3 separate regions of the Homo sapiens genome follow, and all the other regions are linked to region 2. Evidence: chromatin contacts called from ENCODE Hi-C or POLR2A ChIA-PET data. All regions are on one chromosome and are shown on one strand. Each heading gives the region's core, a stretch centred on a gene start or an enhancer-like site at or near the end of the contact. The rest is flanking DNA. Distances are from core to core; before and after follow the strand shown.

What was found. A loop is a pair of places that touch in the nucleus more often than their neighbours do. ChIA-PET counts read pairs that join two places held with the same protein, here RNA polymerase II (POLR2A). Pooled maps may share reads with other maps.
Region 1: a map of PC-3 shows a loop between it and region 2 (26-fold over the local background). The contact joins the promoter of USP27X here to the enhancer-like site in region 2. A Hi-C loop is called at or near these places in 1 of 168 maps with a recorded cell type or tissue (PC-3), 2 of 37 single-sample maps with no recorded cell type and 11 of 50 pooled maps.
Region 3: a loop to region 2 is called in a map of K562, with 33 times the contacts of the local background. The contact joins the promoter of CCNB3 here to the enhancer-like site in region 2. A Hi-C loop is called at or near these places in 1 of 168 maps with a recorded cell type or tissue (K562), 2 of 37 single-sample maps with no recorded cell type and 13 of 50 pooled maps. POLR2A ChIA-PET finds 5 or more read pairs at or near these places in 1 of 52 experiments (HEK293).

The regions. Positions count from the first base shown.
Region 1 is chrX:49,877,911-49,881,075 of GRCh38, reverse strand. USP27X (ubiquitin specific peptidase 27 X-linked) reads right to left here and starts at 1,592. Exons shown (of 1, transcript NM_001145073.3): 1 at 1-1,592. The coding sequence starts at 768. USP27X-DT (USP27X divergent transcript) reads left to right here and starts at 1,720. Exons shown (of 2, transcript NR_026742.1): 1 at 1,720-1,985; 2 at 2,329-3,165. RefSeq lists silencers at 1,241-1,320, 1,361-1,770.
Region 2 is chrX:48,630,288-48,633,749 of GRCh38, reverse strand. The region is part of intron 1 of LOC107985695 (a long non-coding RNA gene); the gene reads right to left. Among named protein-coding and RNA genes, the nearest start is that of WDR13, 35 kb to the right of the region's middle. RefSeq lists an enhancer at 1,853-1,922. Within about 2 kb of position 1,894, at least 2 of the 41 ENCODE cell types and tissues checked have a DNase peak (open chromatin) inside an H3K27ac peak, as active enhancers do.
Region 3 is chrX:50,202,783-50,206,041 of GRCh38, reverse strand. It overlaps CCNB3 (cyclin B3), which reads right to left and starts at 1,277. Exons shown (of 13, transcript NM_033031.3): 1 at 1,092-1,277.

The DNA.
Region 1 (3,165 bases), core at 343-2,842, 1.2 Mb before region 2:
GTGGCTTTCCCCGTTCACACTGCTCTCCCTCCCTGGGCTCATGGGCCAGAAGGAGGTGCAAGAGCCAGGCAAGTCCAAACTAATGTCCCAGCATGGGTCTATCGTGGTGGAGACGCCATGGCAGGCTTGACAGGTGACATCAGACTGCAGGCCACCTGTGAAGATTTGGTCTATGATGCAGTTACAGTGGTTGGGATTGTTGGCCGCCTTCCCGACATCATCACCTTTGCAGTGCCTGTGCAGGACATCTAACGCTGCAATGAGGAACTCGTGGGCATCCTGTTGCCTGTACCCTGCTAAATGGCGGGCATGTATCCACACCAGGTGCAGTAACTTATAGGGCACATGAGGAGACGGGTTTCCAGAATACAACTCCCGAAACAGCGACGACATCTCACAGACCAGACACAACTCGGGACTCGGCATCTCACATCGGTGCCTGTCAGAGAGAAAGAAATCTCTCAGTATCGGCGTGTGGGTGAGGGCCTGGACAATGCAGTTCATAAAGCACGTGTTGCCAAGATTGATGAGTCCTCTTAAACCGATCGTAAAGCTGGAGGTGATTCTTCTTCTCCTCGGGTTGTGCCCCAGCAGTTCTAATTCTGGTTTGGTTGTTTCCCAGGTTGGGAATTTCTCACCAAGGCCTGGCACTGAACACTGCTGGTGAGAAACCTCTGTTGAGGTGGAGGCTTGTAATTTCAAAGCTTCTCCTTGCTCTTCTTTGGCAATTTGCTCAATGTCTTTGTCATATACATAGTCCTTACACATAAAGCAGTATATACCTCCGTAATACAGGTCTACTGCTAAGTTGTGTTGTTTCGTCTCTGCGTGCTCGTGAATGTGTTTCTCCGTGAAGCAGCCAAAGAAGACACAGGAAAGGCAAGAGTGGAGTCTGTTCAGATGGGTGCCACACACATGGCAGATGCAGGACTTTGCCTTGCTTTTCCTGGTCTCTGGGGTTCCACACCACACGAAGCACTGGTAGATAACCCGCAGTTCCTGCCTCCAGTTCTCTCCCACCTTAAAGCTGTTCACGTGAGAACAGCCTGGTGGCCCCACGGCAAAATCCACATCCAGGCATCCGCCCCCAGGGCCGCGCCGGGGCCGGGGCCGGGGCGGGGGCCGGGGCCTAGGCTGCGGCGGGGTACGGAGCCGGGTCTGGGGCCGGGGCCGGGGTCGGCGGCGCGGCGCACGACTGCGACGCGGAGAGGGATCGGGGGGCCGCGGTGGATCGGAGGGAAGGGTGGGGGGAGGAACCTCGTCGCTGTTGCCGCCACCGCCGCTCCGCGCTGGGTTCTCATCCTCCAGCTCCTGCTTCGGCTCCTGCTCCGCCTCCCGGACCGGCTCGGGTTCGGGCTCCAGCTTGAGCTCAGCCCGGCGGCCCGGACCCTCCGCCGTCTCCACCTTCCCAGCGGCGTCCACCTTCCCCGCCGTCTCCACCTTCTCGGTGGCGTCCACCTTCCCCGCCGCCTCCGCCTTCCCCGCCGCCTCCGCCTTCCCCTCCACCTTCGCCTCCGCCTCCACCTTCCTCTCCGCCTTCTCCGCCGTCTCCGCCTCCTCTACCTCCTCCGCCTCCACTGGCGGCGGCTCCTCCCCCTGCTCGCAGGGCTCGGGCGGCCACTGGGCGTGGCGGCGCGGGGGCCACGCAGACCTGGGGTGTCCCCCGCCCGGCCTGAGGGAGCGCGGTGGCTGTGGCAGCTGGACCCAAAAGGGACTTTCACTGAAGGAGGCGGCGGCGGAAGCAGGCGACGCCCCCGGGAATCCTCCCGCCGAAGCCCCCTAGTGGAGGCTGCTTCTGCAGCCAGGCCCCGTTTCCTTTAATTCAGTATTTTCCAAACTTGCTTGTTCACGAGAATCACGTGGGGAGCGTGTTAAAATTACAGATTCCTTGGCTCCACCCGCAGGCCTACTGAATCAGAATCTCGAAGGGAGGTACTCCGGAACCTGTATCTCTAACTAGGGCCCCAGAGGCTGCTTATGATCAGGCAAGTTTGGGAAACACAGCTCTAATTCATTGAGGCTGGCGGGAAGGGGGGCGGGGACCGCGCAGTCTCTTTAAGGCGCTTCCAGCTCTCGGCTCCAATCGCTGCTCTGACCCCCTTCATCGTCTCCTCCCCTCTCCTCGTCCTTCCCCTCGTCTATGCAGGCTTCCCTCGGCCACTGCGGGGCTGGGGGCCGAGCGGGTGCCAAGTCCAGAAATGTTTCTGAGGCTGTGAAATGTCCCCTCTGAGGGGGGTCCTAGGGAGCGCAGGCAGAAGCCGTGACAGGCCATCATTTCGGCGGCCGAGCCTGCCTCTAGCCTCGTCCCTGTCTCCCTTCCCACGCCAGGTCCTGCGCTTCCCGAAAAGGATGAAGCTCCAGCTGCAGTTCTGGGGAGGCCTGGACCCCAGCTCCGGGGGGGCCGGGCTACCAAGGCCGCTGGGCCTGGAGAGGCGCGTCCCTGGCCCATCTTATCAGCGCTCTGCAGGGTCTGGGCCTGCTGCTCGCGTCCTCCTGGGCTCCCAAGGCCACGGGTGGGTTAATGGCTTGACAGCCGGCCTCCTGGCCCAGCAGACGCTGAGCAGCCCGATGGCACAATCCACCTCTTCTCTCCAAGGCCAGCTGGAGGGACGAGGCACGACAAGGCCATCCCTACAGCTGGCACTTCCCCTACAGCTGAGAGGGGGCCTAAACTACAGGACACACTCCCAAGACCCTTAAGCCCTGGCAGCATCCCGGGGGAGGGGGGCAGCAGGTGGAAGTGGAAAGAAGCCTGTGGAGCTGCCAGCAGGGAGAGGGAGTCGGACATGAGGCTGAGAGGCCTCTGGGAACCCCTGTGCCAAGGGGCTGCTGGCACTGGGCAGCAGCACCCCAGAGCCCACGAGGAGTGTGCCCAGAGCAAGTGGCTCAGACCTGGGTCATGGCTCGAGGGTGTCGGGCTGTAGCTGCTGGTCCCAGAGAGTGCAGCCCAGGGCAGGCATCAGGACAGGAGTAGGAGGAGAAAGAGTGTTCTAGGAAGAGTCTAGTCCCCTAATCCTGGTGGTGGCTGGCTGTAGCCTAGTGCACGCTGTCTGGCTTGTGTGGCTGTGCTGCCTGAGTATACATACCCTAGCAACATTCTCCTTGCTCAGCACTGGACATCAGCTCTCCACCTGGCCCCTTCCTCTAGGGAGGGGATGGGGAGGC
Region 2 (3,462 bases), core at 645-3,144:
GTTAAAATGGCTTCTATCCTGCCAGGCACGGTGGCTCATGCCTGTAATCCCAGCAATTTGGGAGGTGGAGGTGAGCGGATCACCTGAGGTTGGGAGTTTGAGATCAGCCTGACCAACATGGAGAAACCCCGTCTCTACCGAAAATACAAAATTAGCCGGGTGTGGTGGTGCATGCCTGTAATCCCAGCTACTGGGGAGGCTGAGGCAGGAGAATCGTTGGAACCCGGGACGCGGAGGTTGTGGTGAGCTGAGATCGCATCATTGTACTCCAGCCTGGGCAACAAGATGGAAACTCAGTCTCAAAAAAAAAAAAAGGGGGGGCCGGGCGCGGTGGCTCACGCCTGTAATCCCAGCACTTTGGGAGGCCTAGGCAGGCAGATCACCTGAGATCAGGAGTTTGAGACCAGCCTGGCCAACATGGTAAAACCCCGTCTCTACTTAAAAAAACAAAAATTAGCCAGGCGCGGTGGCGGGTCTGTAATCCCAGCTACCCGGGAAGCTAAGGCAGGAGAATTGCTTGAACCTGGGAGGTGGAGGTTGCAGGGAGCCGAGATCAAGCCACTGCACTCCAGCCTGGGAGACAGAGTGAGACTGTCTCAAAAGTAAATAAATAAATAAATATAAATAAAATTGTAAAATATGCATTCACAAGTTAGTGTTACTGGAAAACTGCATGTTATGTAACAGTATGTACAGAAGTGAAAAAGTACAACCAAAATGATATATCACCAAAATTAAAAACACAAAAATTTAAGATAAAAACAAAATGACACGTACAAGTAAACCGTTTTTTTTAATTTATGTAAATATAAACACGGACATTTAGAAATATACACATTGAAAGGACAGAGATGAGAAATTATTCCTTGGGTGTTGGGTGTCTGTTTGCCATTTATTTCTATAATGTAGTTCCCTCTTTTCTGAAAAACTTGCAACCAACGTGGATGACTTTTCCAAAGAGAAGAGGGACCCAGCATGGTGGCTCATGCCTGTAATCCCAGCACTTGGGAGGTCGAGGCAGGTGGATCATCTGAGGTCAGGAGTTCGAGACCAACCTGGCCAACATGGCAAAACCCCTATCTCTATTAAAAATACAAAATTAGGTGAGTGTGGTAGCAGGCACTTGTAATCCCAGCTACTTAGCAGGCTGAGGCAGGAGAATTGCTTGAATCCCGGAGGCGGAGGTTGCAATGGGCCAGGATCGCGCCACTGCACTCCAGCCTGGGTGAGAGAGTGAGACTCCGTCTCAAAAAACAAACAAACAAAAAAACACAGAAGAGAAAACACTCTCTGAAATGGAAGTAAAGGGACTAGAAAACAATGGGAAGCTATTTAGTAGTAGGGGAAAGGGCTATTTTCCAATGGCGAGTGACAAAACCACAAGGCAAAACTGTCCCTCCCCCTCCAACTGGAGTCCATACAGGGACGCATGCACACGGGCACACGTGTGTCCCTCTGTGAGCGTTGTATGGTGCACACTGATAGACTGATGGGGACCCTCTGACCATTCCTGTGAGGACTTGAGCCAAAAAGCTACTTCTCTCTTGGCACACCTGGCCTAGCCCAGTGTGCTTTTGAAACTCTAGGAACCATTGGAGTCCACTGGAGGGCTTCTGAAAACACCAACTGCTGGGCCCCAGGCCCACAGCTTCTGATTCAGTGGGTCATGGGTGGGGCCTGGGAGTATGCATTTTTAATAGATTCCCAGCGAGGCAGCTGCTGCCTGCCAGGGAACCCCACTTTGGGAACCACTGGACTAGTGTCTGGGTCAGCGAATAGAGGAGGCCACCCGGAGGCCAGAAGGTGCCTGAGGCCCTGGGCTTCATGGCTGGTGGCTGGAGATGCCCTCCTCCAGGCCTGGAGCTTCCTCAACCTGACAACTTGCCAATAAGGGAAATGGGCGCGATCTAACGTGCCGCGAACTAGTGCAGACTCACAGCCTAGGTCGAGTAGGAATGGAATTCTAGAAATGATATATGCCAAGAGTTTGCAGTGTAGACCTCAGAATCATCTCAGATTCAAAGAGGAAACCAAACGACTGCAGCAGCAGCAGCAGCAGCAGCAGCAGCAGCAGCAGGGAACAGGTTGGCTACAGAGCCAGTGGTCACACCCGGCTTTCTGCAGCCTTTCTGGCTCCGCAGCATTTTTTTCAGAGCTTAAGGGCGGGAGGAGATGCTGTATATTTAGGGGTGGAGTGAGGAATAGCGGAGCATTCCGGCATTTCTGGAGTAACACTGCCCCCAAGAGCAATCTGTGATAAAGCCTCAAGCTATGTGGACAAACAACATGAAAGGCGAGGTAATGAAAAAAAGATCCAGAAAGATCCAGCAGCCAACTTGACGATCCTCGCTGATTGAAGATTAAAGCACTATGAGCGCAGCTAGGTTCAAATAGCGGTTCTGCCACTTACTCACTTTGTGACCCTGGGCAAATTAGTCAACTTCCCTGTGCCTCAGTTTCCCCTACTTGTACTTCATGGGGGATTAATGAACTAATATATGGAAAGTATTCAAAGCATTTCTGCTGACTACAGAAACTCTTTACAATTCTCCCAGAAATAATCCAGGTCATCATGCATTTGCCCACATTCCATCTTTGTCAGGAATTGTAGGCCAAAATGTTCTTTTTTTATTTTAATTTAATTTTAATTTTTTTTTGAGATGGAGTCTCCCTCTGTCTCCCAGGCTGGAGTGCAGTGGCGTGATCCGGGCTCACTGCAACCTCCACCTCCCAGGTTCAAGGAATTTTCCTGCCTTAGCCTCCCGAGTAGCTGGGATTACAGACGCCCGCCAACATGCCTGGCTAGTTTTTATGTTTTTTTAGTAGAGACGGGGTTTTGCCGTGTTGCCCAGGCTGGTCTCCAACTTCTGACTTCAGGTGATCCGCCTGCCTCGGCCTCCCAAAGTACTGGGATTGTAGATGTGAGCCACTGCAACCGGCCCAAAATGTACTCTTTTTTTTTTTTTTTTTTTTTTGAGGCAGTCTCACTCTGTCGCCCAGGCTGGAGTGCAGTGGTGCGATCTCGGCTCACTGCAAGCTCCGCCTCCTGGGTTCACGCCATTCTCCTGCCTCAGCCTCCCGAGTAGCTGGGACTACAGGTGCCCGCCACCACGCCCGGCTAATTTTTTGTATTTTTAGTAGAGATGGGGGTTTCACCGTGTTAGCCAGGATGGTCTCGATCTCCTGACCTCGTGATCCGCCCGCCTCCGCCTCCCAGAGTGCTGAGATTACAGGCGTGAGCCACCGCGCCCGGCCAATGTACTCGTTTTTTAAAGACAATGCTTAGTTATAGTTCTCCACAATTAAACCCAGCACAGTGGCCAGGAGTGGTGGCTCATGTAATCCCAGCACTTTGGGAAGCCAAAAGGATCACTTGAGACCAGGAGTTCGGGACCAGCCTGAGCAATATAGGGAGACACCCACCCCCCCCACCTGTCTCTATTTTCAAAAATAAAATAGGCC
Region 3 (3,259 bases), core at 28-2,527, 1.6 Mb before region 2:
TTTGATCTCGTGATCCGCCTGCCTCAGCCTCCCAAAGTGCTGGCACTACAGGCGTGAGCTACCGTGCCCAGCTATTTAATTTTTTTTTCTTTTGAGACAAGAGTCTCACTCTGTCGTTCAGGCTGGAGTGCAGTGGCACGATCTCGTCTCACTACAACCTCTGCCTCCTGGACTCAAGTGATTCTCCTGCCTTAGCCTCCCAAGTAGCTACAGACGCATGCCACCATGCCCAGCTAATTTTTGTATTGTTAATAGAGACGGGGTTTCACCATGTTGGCCAGGATGGTCTCGATCTCTTGACCTCGTGATCCGCCTGCCTCAGCCTCCCAAAGTGCTGGGATTACAGGCGTGAGCCACTGCGCCTGGCTATTTAATTCTTTTTCTTTTGAGACAAGAGTCTTACTCTGTCGCCCAGGCTGGAGTGCAGTGGCGCCATCTTGGCTCACTGCAACCTTTGCCTCCCAGTTCAAGCCATCCTCCTGCCGCAGCCACTGCACCCAGCTGTAATGTTTAATACATTCATTCACTGATACACTATCTGCAGGGCAGGATAAACATTTTGTCACCAAGTAACTGTATATTTAAGTTTTTTTTTTCTTTTGAGACAGAGTCTTGCTCTGTCACCCAGGATGGAGTGCAGTGGCACCATCTTGGCTCACTGCAACTCTGCCTCCCAGTTTCAAGCGATTCTTCCGCCTCAGCCTCCCGAGTAGCTGGGACTACAGGCGCGCGCTACCACGCCCGGCTAATTTTTGTCTTTTTAGTAGAGACGGGGTTTCGCCATGGTGGTCAAGCTGGTCTCGAATTCCTGAGCTCAGGTGATCTGCCCGCCCCGGCCTCCCAAAGTGCTGGGATTACAGGCGTGAGCCACCACGGTCAGCCTGAAGTACTTTTTAAAGGTTATTTTTTCAGATGTTCCAGAAAAGTTTGTTGGTTTGACAGGGAGGAAATAAACTAATTAAAGGCTAGTTCCCTCAGCCAGTTTTCCTCCCACATCTCCAGCCTGACACAGGATATACTTCTATATTTATAATATATAATCAATATATAAGGCAAAAAGCTCTCGTCACGACTGACAATACATGTTGTACCTTTAACAAGCCACAAATGGACTGGAAGAAAAGCTATTAGCAGAATGTTCTCCACCTATCGGAAACTGAAAGAAAACAATACAAAAATAAACCAATCAAAATGTAGATGAGGAACAGAGAGAGAGAGAGAGAGAGGCGACCAACCGCCTCAGCCCAACTGTCTCAGAATGACGGAAATGCTTCCACAGAAATGCACCTCAGAACAACTGGTACGAGAGGCGGCCGGATTGACCCCACCATTCTCACCAGCAGGGGGAGATCACGAATCAGCGCTTTTTTTTTTTTTTTTTTTAGTCAGACTTAAAACCACCAGATGGGGCCAGAAGATCAGAGTAAATACCTTTCTACTTTTCTTTTTCTCAGGGAATTTCTCTTCTATCTCCAGACCCTGAAAGAAATAAAAGGCATGCTAATCACCACACACACACACGCGCGCGCCCCGCCACCCCCACCCCCAAGACGATGGAAGTGGCCAGTGCTGCCAAGCACCCCCACCAGTCACGTGGCCTCTGCGCTCCAGCGAGTCATTTATAATTAAAGTGGTAGGCATTTCATAAGGCTGTGCGTGAATTGAGATAATGCATGTAATACACAGTACCAGGCAAATTCTCAGTCCCCACTCCAGACCCGTAGAATGAGAAACTGAAGCCCTCCAGGTGATTCTGATGCACGCCAAAGTGTGACAATTACTGCTCTGGGAAAGAAGCCTGCCCACTCAGATAGCTAACCAAGTTTTTTGGTCATTTTTACAGATCCCATGACGCTGTGATTTCTGAATTATGTTTTCTGCCCTAAAAATTCCAAAACCTTGTGTCTTGAGCCCACCTGTGTGCCCAGTATTGTGGTGGATGCAATGAAAAAGAGATAGATAACCTTCTAGGCTTGCAATGTAGGTAATCTAGGAATAGGAAAAGGTAATTAACTCTACAAGGCCAGATTTAGTAAATGTCAGATGAATTATCCTGACAATAAGCAAATGTTCTAGGAAATCAGGGGAAGGAAATTTCATAATTATAAAAGGGAAGAGCCTGACCAGAAATAGCCACTGCCAAGCCAAGCCCACCCCTCAAAATTAGCCATAAGTCATTTTCTACCGCAAGGTTATGGAACAGAACTTTAGCTGCCTAATTAAGCCCCTGCCTATAAAAGAACCCCTAACATTCCTAAGACTCCACTTATCTTTAGCAGTTGCCCCCTGAAATTTTTTTATGATAATGTTTATAGACTTTAAAAGTCCTTTATTTTCCCCCTCCACTCCTCCAATCACTCATAGGAAAGAAAAAATATGTACAATGCAGACAAAACACAAACACTTGACAGAAGTAATTATACAGTTCCACTGCCAAGATGTTCAAAATGACTAATTTTTCACTTTAGTATGGTTGCATGAAGCTGCTCTAAATGTCATTGTGTACTCTCATGGCAGGAAAACCAAATCAGGAGAAAAAGAAGTGGTGTTCCCAATTATATTGGTCCACAGTAAATGATGTCTGATAATCATTGGCATCACTGCCCATTTTCTAAATGGTCATTGTGTCATCACATAAAAGGTAGGCTAAATCTGAGGCTGGAAGACACCCAGCAAGACTACCAGACAGACAGTGATTTCATGAAGGCTGATGGTTCACTTCATTTAATTTCCTTTTGCCATTATTCATGATAATTATATTATAAACGCAGGTCCCATTTTTATTATCTTCATAGTTTTTTCTAGCCAAATGCAAACCGAGAGTGTATTTAAAGTATTGATTTGCACTCTTATTCACAAGTTTGTGTGAAAGAGAAGAAGTTTGGGTAGAATAAACAAGGTTACAAAATAGATGATGGTGCTTAGAAAAAAAATGATGACCAAGGCTTTTGTGTTTAATATCTCAATATTTGGCTATTAAAGGCAAACCTAAGTGCAGACTATTCACACACCTTCACACACTAATACAATATATTCCTTACTTTGACTATTTGAATATCCCTTATCCCTCACCTGCCCTCCACCCCCTCTACTCAGTACAGACCAATTTGAGAGCCTCGAGAAGAGAAGGAAGAGGCAGTAAATGTACCGTGACCTATGACTGAGCCAGGTCTGCCTTGATTCTTCCCTTACATTTTGCTCATTGGTTTCACATCCAAATGCTGCCCTTACCTGCTCCTGGTTAGCCTCCAGGATGACA